Regions from separate parts of the Homo sapiens genome. Here region 2 is linked to region 1. A link is an interaction called in ENCODE POLR2A ChIA-PET data of the cell type or tissue named here. Cell type or tissue: MCF 10A. All regions are shown on one strand. Each heading gives the region's core, and the rest is flanking DNA. Links, peaks and the distances in the headings are about the cores only.

What was found. ChIA-PET counts read pairs that join two places held together with the same protein. Peaks named below come from ENCODE experiments on the same cell type or tissue, not always from the same donor. Only the 100,000 strongest peaks of a DNase experiment are listed, where the experiment ranks them.
Region 2: POLR2A ChIA-PET joins it to region 1 with 5 read pairs; 4 of 35 experiments call an interaction of 5 or more read pairs at or near these places.

Annotation. Positions count from the first base shown.
Region 1 is chr1:161,479,609-161,484,988 of GRCh38, reverse strand. It overlaps TRG-GCC4-1 (tRNA-Gly (anticodon GCC) 4-1), which reads right to left and starts at 4,423; the gene lies at 4,353-4,423. In MCF 10A, for the core only: no CTCF peak of the experiment used is centred there; DNase peaks (open chromatin) are centred at 3,128 and 4,018.
Region 2 is chr1:161,733,840-161,739,219 of GRCh38, reverse strand. It overlaps the pseudogene RN7SL466P. Among named protein-coding and RNA genes, the nearest start is that of DUSP12, 13 kb to the left of the region's middle. RefSeq lists enhancers at 13-222, 3,010-3,119. In MCF 10A, for the core only: a CTCF peak has its summit at 296 (motif pointing right); DNase peaks (open chromatin) are centred at 299 and 2,409.

The DNA of each region.
Region 1 (5,380 bases), core at 299-5,298:
AAGATTCTAACCTAATATTTTTCTCAGCCCATTACTTGCAGTTAAGGGGACCTATTATTTACACATGTCTTCCTAATTGTGCCTGAAAGTCCCACTCCTTTACTAGGTAGAGACAATTTAGTTCACATGGCCACCAGCATCCTTATAGCCCCAGAAGAAACTCTTTGTCTTCCCCTGGTGGAAGCTAATATTAATACAGAAGTATGGGCAACTGAAGGAAGAATAAGGTCGAGCTTTAACCACTAGGCCGGTCCAGATCAACCCTAAGGATCCTACTTATTTTCCTAACCAGAGACAATATCTTCTAAAGTCAGAAGCTAGGAAAGGGCTATAAGCCATTATTAATAACCTGAAAATGCAGGACCTCCTCAAACCCTGTAAAAGCACCTGCAACACCCCAATATTAGGAGTACAAAAACCCAATGGGGAATGGAGAGTAGTTCAGGACCTCTGCCTCATTAATAGGCCATAGTCCCAATTCATCCAGTGGTCTCTAATTCCTATGCCTTGCTAACTCAAATACCTGAGGGAACTAAATGGTTCACAGTCCTAGATCTAAAGGTTGCCTTTTTCTGTATACCATTATATCCTAACTCTCAATACCTGTTTGTCTTCTAAGTTCTGGCCAAACAACCTAGTTAACATGGATGGTGCTGCCTCAGGAATTTCAATATAGTCCTCACTTGTTTGGAAAGGCACTATCAAAGGACCTCTCTGAGTTTTCTCATCCTCAGGTCAGGGTCTCACAATATGTAGATGACATCCTGCTCTGTGCCCCAACTGAGGAAGCTTCTCAGGAAGACACAGAAGCTCTTCTTAATTTCCTAGCTGACAAAGGATATGAGGTTTCAAAATCCAAGGTGCAGCTTTGCCAAACCTCAGTGAAGTACCTAGGTTTACTGTTGTCTGAAGGGACCAGAGCATTAGGGGTAGAAAGGATTGAACCCATTTCTTCCTTCCCCCTTCCTAAGACCCTCAAGCAACTAAGAGGATTTTGGTACATGACAGGATTTTGCAGACTATGGATACCTGGGTATGGTGAGATAGCTCACCCCTGATAACACCTCATAAAAGAAACTCAGCTGGCTAAAACTCATTTCCTGACCTTGGAACCTGAAGTTCAAAAGGCCTTTAACCAGCAAAAACAAGCCTTACTTAAGGCACCAGCCCTCAGCCTTCCCATAGGGAGGGCCTTCAATCTTTATATATTAGAAAGGAAGGGAATGGCACTGGGAATTTTAAGTCAAGCCTAAAGATCATCTCAACAACCAGTGGGCTACCTGAGTAAGAAACTTGATTTGGTAGCTAAAGGATGGCCAGCATGCCTCTGAGCAGTAGCAGCAGTGGTCCTACTGGTACCAGAGGCTACCAAATTATCCCTGGGAAATGGCAGAACTCTTTATACCTCCACGTAATGTAGTAGGATTGCTGTCCTCTAGGGGAAACCTTTGGCTAATGGACAGACGGCTCTTTAAATATCAGGCTCTGCTGTAAGAAGGGCCTATAATCCAGTTAAAAACTTGCTCTCACCTAAACCCAGCCGCTGTCCATCCCTAGGAAACTGGGAAACCTAAAGATAACTGTGAGCAAGTTGTGGTACAGACCTCTGCAGCCAGGGAGGATCTCAGTGAAACCCCTCTAGAAGATACAGATTGTACTCTCTTCAAGGACGGAAGTTCCTTTGTGGAGCAAGAACTCCATCAGGCAGGATATGCAGCAGGCACTCTAAATATTATGGAACGTGTGTCTTTCTCTCTCCAGGCACAAGCACACAACTAGCTAAACTGATATTTCCTACAAGAGCACTAGAATTAAACAAGTGAAAGGTAGCTAACATTTAAACTGACTCCACGTATGCTTTCTTAGCTCTTAATGCACATGCTGCCATTTGGAAATAAACACACTTTCTTAACACTAATGGCTGTACTTATTTTTCTTCCTGAGATAGGTTTCTAAGTATTCCCTTTTATCGACCTCCTGTCCAAATTCAGTTAGTTTCCCTTCTGGTTAATGATAGCCATCCTAGCTGGGATAAAATGACACCTCATCGTGGTTTGGATTTACATTCCCTGATGATTGGACATACTGAGCATTTTCTTCATATACCCGTTAGTTGGCCATTACTATGTGTTTATTGTACACATTCTAATAAGATTAGGTGGTGTGCATAGGTGCCAGCAGTTGCCTGTTTGCACGTGCGTCTGTGCCTATATTTGTGCAAGGCAGAGTTCCTGCATGTATGCAAGCTCCCACTTACAGTTGACAAGTTTAAGTTTCTCACCTATTCTGGATGTGAAAATGAATTTGAGAAGTCCCAAGAGTTAGACCAACCTGGCAACGGATTTTGAAGCACGGAGATACAGGAGCTCCTGGGGAAAACCCAACAGCCAAGCAAACCAAAGCATGTGTGGAAAGTCAGGGTTCAAGATAGATATCTAGGTGACATTTATTTCCCATTTCTTCACCTACTCTATCTTCTCTCCAAATGGCAAGGAACATAAGGAGATGGCACCTATCTGCAACACCTATATTTGCTGTGGAATTTCTTCCCATCCCCTCCTTGGAACAGATCAGCCCAGCTCTCCAACCCTCTATTTATCCCTGCATTGATCTTTTTGTGGGGCTGATTCCCTCACTAAAAAGCAGAGCTCAGTCGACTTACTGCCAAAACACTCTTTAGGGTCAAAGTAGACGCCCAACCAACTGCACAAACCTGTCCCGTGTCATTCGTGGGATCTTGGCACAGTTGGATCACCCGCAGAGACCAGACCCGATCAGGGATAGAGATGTTTGCCATCCCCACGGGAGGCTAGCTTGCTTGCCAGCGTGATGTGGGTGGATGTCAACGGGTGACAGTGATGGACGAAGGTGTCCATTCCTGTGGCCGGAGTCCACCCCACACTGGGGCAAGGGGCTGAAACCAAAGAAAGGACAGAAGCATGCCACATGCTGGGAGGTGGGAGAAAGAGTCCAGAGTGTCCAGGGGGTGCACAGGCTGACTAGCAAGATCTGGGACCGAGGCTGTCCATCCAGAAGGAGGTTGGTCACATGCCTAGGGCATTGGGGCATGTTCCAAACTGCCTGTGCTGGCTACCTGTGCGGTATGAGGGATGCCAGCTGGTGACACAACCTGAAGCAGCCCAGGACTGGGGGATGTGAGTCATGTGAGACAGGGTCATTGACTGCAAGAGGGAGAGTTGCCTGAGAGAGAGACACTGAGAGTGAGAGAGAAAAACAGAGAGACAGAGAGAGAGTGTGTGTGTGTGTGTGTTTGTGTGTGTGTCTGTGTGTGAGTGAAAGAGCAGATGGGGTGAGACAAAGGCAGGGGAGGGAGGGCTGAGCCTGAAGGCTGGATGGAACAGTACTTTTTCAGAGGGTTGGTCTGGGAAGGAATGAAGTCTGTGTGGACAAAGGGGACCCCCACCAGCGAGACTGGGATGCTGTTTGGGCTAGGCTGTCAGAGTATGGAGTGGGGCTGGGGTGAGGTGGCAAGCAGCCCAGGGTGGGAGAGACATCGTGACAGAGTGACTGGAGGCGACATCCCACGTCCCAAAGGGGTAGGGAATGCAACTGGACCCGAGACATAAGTAAGCCGTCTTCAGGATACACATTCACGTCTCAGGCATGTGTCTGGGGCTGAGATGAAAAGAGGTCCAAGGGAGAGAAACAAGGCAGCATCCTCGACTAAAGTGGTGGATTGGGGTTAGGTTGGGAGTTGTGACATGGCGGTGGTGGTGCCGACAGAATGAGGGGAGAGAGTGTGGAGTAGCTGGAACACGTTGAATATAGATGGTGCACATGCCACGTGCACACTCACGTGGTCGCGTTAAGGACTGTGTGACCAACTAGGGGAAAGTGATGAGTTACTCCCCAGAGTCGCGTCTTCCTTGCTACTGGAAGGGCAACCATGGCATCATTTTCTGGATGTGGGGAGCCAGCGAGAGGGAGAGAGAGAGAGAGAGAGAAAGAGGTCGAGGTGGTGAAATGTGAAGAGAAGAGGTGGGGCAAGTGGCTACAAGCCCTGTGGTGCCTGGCGGTATTCCTTGAAGTGAAATGCGTCAGGCAGAGGTGGTGGCAGGGCAATGAACAGAAACAGGACCAGGAGGCTGTCAAGGGCTGGTGTCTGGTGCACTATTGTGTTTGGAGGGATTGTTGTTACCCAGGTGGGGGGGTGGGGGAGAGCCTCATCCTTAAGTCAGTCAAGAGAGGCATGGAAGAAAGGGCAGAGGGGCGTCATGCGTGGGAGCGCAGCCAGTGCAGGACAAGCTCACGTGCCCCGAGTGTAAGGAGGCGGCAGAGGCGAACGCAGCTACGCCTTGGTGCTGCTGCAGCACCAAAATGGGAGGGCGTGCTGCATGGGCCAGGAATCAAACCTGGGCCTCCTGCGTGGCAGGCAAGAATTCTACCACTGAACCACCTATGCACTGATGGCAAATGCCAATGGAAGCTGTCACAGCAGAGCTCGCCACCAGCCACCCTTCACTGGTCACAACCTGCCATGGGCCTCCGTCCCATTGGAGCATCCACGAAAGACTGGCCCAATGTGGCGAGCAGAAGGGGAGGCTCTCGTCACGTTGAGGTACCTGGGGCACAGCACAGAGGGATAGCAGAGGGAGAGAGGCCGACTCGTCCCATCTTGTGCTTTCTCAGCTGCCCAGGGCCGAGAGACTGACCGCCGGGGTCGCCAGGGAAAGTGTGTCCAGAATTGGTGGGTTCTTGGTCTGGCTGACTTCAAGAATGAAGCCACAGACCCTCGTGGTGAGTGTTACAGTTCTTAAAGATGGTGTGTCCAGAGTTTCTTCCCTCAGATGTTCAGATATGTCTGGAGTTTCTTCCTTCTGGTGGGTTCGTGGTCTCTGACTTCAGGAGTGAAGCTGCAGACCTTCCCTGTGAGTGTTACAGCTCTTAAAGGCGGCACGTCTGGAGTTGTTCGTTCCTTCTAGTGGGTTTGTGGTCTCGCTGGCTCCAGGAGTGAAGCTGCAGACCTTTCTGGTGAGTGTTACAGCTCTTAAAGGTGGCGGCATGGACCCAAAGAGTGAGCAGCAGCCAGATTTATTGCCAAGAGTCAAAGAACAAAGCTTCCACAGTGTGGAAGGGGACCCGAGCGGATTGCCCCTGCTGGCTGCCCACTGCTGGCTTGGGCAGCCTGCTTTTATTCCCTTATCTGACCCCACCTGCATCCTACTGATCAGTCCATTTTACAGAGAGCTCATTGGTCCATTTTACAGAGAGCTGATTCATCCATTTTACAGAGAGCTGATTGGTCTGTTTTGACAGGGTGCTGATTTGTGCATTTACAATCCTTTAGCTAGACACAGAGTGCTGATTGGTGCATTTACAAACCTTGAGCTAGACACAAAGTGCTTATTGGTGCATTTAC
Region 2 (5,380 bases), core at 265-5,264, 250 kb before region 1:
GGCCACATCCGCCCTTATGGTGGCCACAGAGTCGCAGTGCTGTCATAGGCCAGGGCTCCTGCAGTCTCGTGTCCTTGTCCCTCACAGGCTTCATGTTCACAGCCCTCTCACAGAGGATCTCAAATCCCCTTACTGGGGCTACAGGGGTACTCCATGGGCAAGTCCCACCTGCTTCTATACCTTCAGGCTATCAAACCTTAAGGCTGCCTCCAATCCAAAATGATATTCTCAGGGCAGATGACTGCAGGAAGGGCTTGTAAATGCTCCTAAAAAGAAGCAGTGTCCACTAGGTGCCAGCATGAGCTTACCAAGAATGGTCTTGCCCTGATAGTCTGTTTTTTTGGTTTTCTTTTTTTTTTTTTTTGACAGGATGAGTAGACAGGCAGATTAGGGAAATGTTCATATACTGGGTACTTCCCTAGGCTTCTGGACAGACCTCCTTGTGGACAAGGGAGATAATTATGAGCTCAATATGAGAACAGTCAACTACTCAGCCTGGCCAATATGGCGAAACCCTGTCTCTACTAAAAATACAAAAATTAGTCAGGCATGGTGGCAAGCACATGTAATCCCAGCTACTCTGGAGGCTGAGGCAGGAGGATTGCTTGAACCCAGGAGGCAGAGGTTGCAGTGAGCCAAGATCGTGCCACTGCACTCCAGCCTGAGTGACAGATTAAGACTTTGTCTCAAAAAAAAAAAAAAAATACAAAAAAAATAGAGAGAGAACAGTCAACTAGGCTGGTAATTGGTCAAACAATCATACCAAAAGAGTACAACACAGATAGGTAGCGATCAAGAAATAGATTTCTAGTGAGATAGAGCTCCACCCAAATTTCTTTCATCTGCTTTATTCAATTTTTTAAAAAAGTAATTTTGATTAGAGCATAAAGATATGCTTACCTAATATGCATGTGTTACAAGCTGGGAGGGACTGTACTGGGATCAAAAATTGTCTTATTACATTAACAAAGACATAATTTAAAAGAGATAAATATAAGGTATAAGGTTTTGCATTTTGGTCCCCAAAATGAACTGCATAAACAAAAGTTGGGGAGCAAAGAGGTGTGCTTTAGATGAAAACAATCTCTCTGGTAAGTTTATAGGCAATAAGCCCAATGGGGCTGGAGAATATCACGAGTCCTGGAGAGGAAGCTATCTCGTTAGGCTACATTCAACTCCATGTAAATGGCTGGAGTTCTATTTCTATTCCATCACTATCAAGTCATTTCAGCTCTCTGGGTCTCAATTTCCTTTCTCTCAAATTAACAAGTTAGACTAAATCCCTAAGTCTTTTCCAGCAATAAAATTCTAGGACTAACCCCTTTGTTGTCTGTAGAGGTGGTGTCAACATCCACTCATTACCATCTCAAGTGCCTTTCTGAACTGCAGAGCCTGGAAATGTAAAAGGGACCGTGACTCCCCTGCAGTGAGGTGCTTGGTGTAATTTAAGTCTGGCCATTCAGAAGCCCTTATACAACACATGGAAGGTAAAAGTGAAGCGGAGGCTGTACTACTGCAGCTGATGTTGCTTCTGGAAACCTGGTTGAGAAAGATTTTGGTTTTTCTTTACCAGCAATAGTACCTACCTAGTGTCCAGGATCTAGCTTTGTGTTGCTAGGGGCAGGGCCCTGAGCATCCATTCCTTGGACCATAGAAGACAGGTATGGTCTTGGCACCGTAGCAATAGCAGTGTCTCTTCTATCGTGACTGTTTTCTTAATCATAGCAATGGCTGTGTGACCCAAGGCTGGCAAATTTCTGATCTCAGAAGAGGCAGCAACTCCCTTGTTGAACTGATATTGGGAAACTTTGCTGAGAACACAAACTACAGTCTGTCTCTTCATCTCTCCCAACCATTTTGTAAGCTATTAAATACTGTGTAATAAATTCCTTCCTCCTTAATCCAGCTAGAGTTAATTCTGTTCTCTGAAATTGAATCCTGATCAATATAATAATATACTTAAAAAGCTCTTTTTTAAAATAAAAGGCCTGGAAGAGTGCACATCAAATTGTTAAATAGTGGTTACATCTATAACCCACTGAGGGAGTGGGTGGGAGGATGGCAAGAAAAATAGGCTTAACATTTTTTTAATACAGTATGAAGTTTTCAAATAGACTATATTCATAATAATGTTTGAAAAATTAAATAAAGTGTAACTTGTATGTTAAAAGCACAATTCATTACCTGATCAAAATGTAGCTCTTTTATCTTTCAAAATCAATTTAAAATGTATTCAGTGTGGGTAATCCTCCCTGGCTCACAGCACCCTGCTACTCAAAGTGTGGCCCAAGAACCTTCAACATTGGCATCAATTAGAAGCTTCTCAGAAATGCAGACTCTCAGGCCCCACCCCAGACCACTGAATCACAATCTGCATTTGCCGTGGATATTGGCAAACTTTAATGTACACATGAATCACCCAGCGCCCTGGTGATTCATGTGTACATTAAAGTTTGCAAATAGCCATGATTTTTCTGCTTCTTTAGGTAATGGAGAGTCTTATAATGACTTTAGGCTACAAGTATAGTTTCAATTTCTAAATCAGGATGCCCATTCTAGATGTTAATCAGACCTCCAGTCTTTATCCAAAGGTAAGTCTGTCTTCTTACTTATCCATTTAAGGTGTTGACTTGGGGAAGGGACTTGATTGGTGTTTCTCTCTCTCTCTCTCTCCCTCTCTCTCTCTCTCTCCACATCCCCTCCTCCTCTCATTAGCGTCTGTTTGCTTCTCACGTAGGCCAAAGTAGGAGAGCAGAGGGAAGAAAGGGAGAATAGGTAAGGGAACAGAAAGTTATTTGGCTGAGCTGCTTTCTACTCTCTGAATTTGACAGGTGGCTAAAGCTAACTTGTTCTCCCATGAGCATTTTTGTAGACTTTTTGGATGTTTATTTCTGGGAATTGTTTCCTTAGGGTGTTGTGCTCAAGGCAGATGCATCTCTCCTCCAGGTGTTCCAGTGCACCTCTTTCCTCTGCCCCTAGGAATATAGATGCAACTCCAGCTTTTTGGTGCCTTTATCTGCCCCTCCTGGTGACCCTATAGTACAGGAACCAAGGCAACCCCATACTAGGTCTCTTTCTTCTTAATTTTATTGTTATTGTTTCTTTCTTTTTATAAAGACACAGTGTCTTTCTGTGTTGGCCAGGTTGGAGTGCAGTGGGTATTCTCAGGTGCTATCTCACTATTAGTCAGCACAGAGTTTTGACCTGCTCCATTTCTCACCCGGGCCATTTACCTCTCCTTAGGCAATCTAGAGATCCCCTGCTCCCAGGAGATCACCATATTGATGCCGAACTTAGTATGAATACCCAATGGGCATAGTGCACTAGAGCCCAGAACTCCTGGGTTCAAGCGATCCTCCTACTGCAGCCCCCTGAGGAGCTGGGACTACTGGCATGCACCACTGTGCCCAGCAAGCACTCTGTTTTTCATAGGCCACAGAAATATATATAGATGTGGCTCCTGGATCTTTTGTAGGGCTGGCTAATCCTAAAATAGGCTCTTCTATCCTACCACCATAGCTCACTTTAACTTTCTCAAGCCTAAGTCAGGCCCAGTTCCCTGTATCTCCCTACTGCAGAGAATACATTTCAGACCTACCTGGGTGATTCCATGGGTATCTTTCTCATTAGGCTTGAGAATGAGGAGGTAAGCTTCCCATGCCTCCCCACTATGAAGGGGAAATATGGCAAATAAATCATTTCACAGATCCTCTCTCCTCTCCATATCCTGGCCCCTTTTTATCCCTTGACATGATTTCAGAGTCCAAAAGTCAAGGAACAGATAGATCCTCAACCATTTCCTTTGTAAATTCTTCATATGATGATCCAGCTTCAGAATTTCATGTCCACTGTATCTTGAAATATCATTTCTGACATCCTGTCACAAGTACAATTGTTTAATTGTACAAAATAAAAATAAAACCCTGCCTTCCTGCCGTATTCTCCCTGGACACATCCATCTGAGGAACATGGTAAGTAAGTCATGGGTCCCAAATTTTAAAACTGGAGATATGCTATTTAAAAAACGAGTGGTTTGGGGGGACATGGATGAAGTTAGAAACCATCATTCCCGGCAAACTAACACAAGAACAGAAAACCAAACACCGCATGTTCTCACTCATAAGTGGGAGTTGAACAATGAGAACACATGGACACAGGGAGGGGAACATCACACACTGGGGCCTGTTGGGGGCTAGGGAGGTAGGGAAGGGATAGCATTAGGAGAAATACGTAATGCAGATGACGGGTTGATGGGTGCAGTAAACCACCATGGCACATGTATACCTATGTAACAAACCTGCACGTTCTGCACATGTACCCCAGAACTTAAAATATAATAAAAATAAAACAAAATAAAAATAGGTTAACAGCAAAAATAAAAATAAAAATAAAAAGGCCAGGATGGAGAAGGAATTCCAAATTTGAAAAAGTTAAAAACCCTGAGGAAAAAAAAATTCGAATGAAATAGTATACCTTTAAGAAAACATAGGCATGAGCTAAGCAGTGTCTTTAGTTATCTGAAGGCCTGTCAAGAGGGCCAGAAATTAGATTTGTTCTGTGTAACACAAGGGGGTACAGTGAGTAGAAGTTACAACAAAATCATTTTGCTCATTATAGTAAGGAAGAACTTTTTAATTTCTAGAGCTGTCCAAAGATAAGAGTGGGCTTTCCTTGGGAAGTAATGGAAGGCCACATTCTCACAAAAAGTCAAGCACAGCTGCGTGGCCACATGGCAGGAAAAATTTAGAAGCATCTCTTTTTTTTTTTTTGAGACGGAGTTTCATTCTTGTTGCCCAGGCTGGAGTGCAATGGGGAGATCTCGCTTCACTGCAACCTCCGCCTCCCAGGTTCAAGCAATTCTCCTGCCTCAGCCTCCCAAGTAGCTGGGATTACAGGTGCGTGCCACCATGCCCCACTAATTTTGTATTTTTGGTAGAGACTGGTTTTCACCATGTTGGTCAGGCTGGTCTCAAACTCCTGACTTCAGGTGATCTGCCCACCTCAGCCTCCCAAAGTGTTGGGATTACAGGCATAAGCCACCATGCCCAGCCTGAAGCATCTCAATAAATGGTTTCTTGGTTGAACTAAACAGTCTTTACTTTCCCCTTCAGATTTTTTGAGGACCTCCAATTCATCCTGAAAGATGTCCACCTTTAGTCTCTGGCCACATGTAGGACTATATGTAACTTTTTTTCCTAGACATTTTGAAGTTTGTTTGCCTAGAGCTCAGGATTTTTTATTTTATTTTATATATTCTAAGACTTTTTTAAACAATGTTTTAACATCTCTGAAATCATGATGTATCTAATAATTGCTGTCTTGTTATAGTTTTCATTGCTTATATGAACATTAAAATACCAGCATCAAAATTTACAAAATG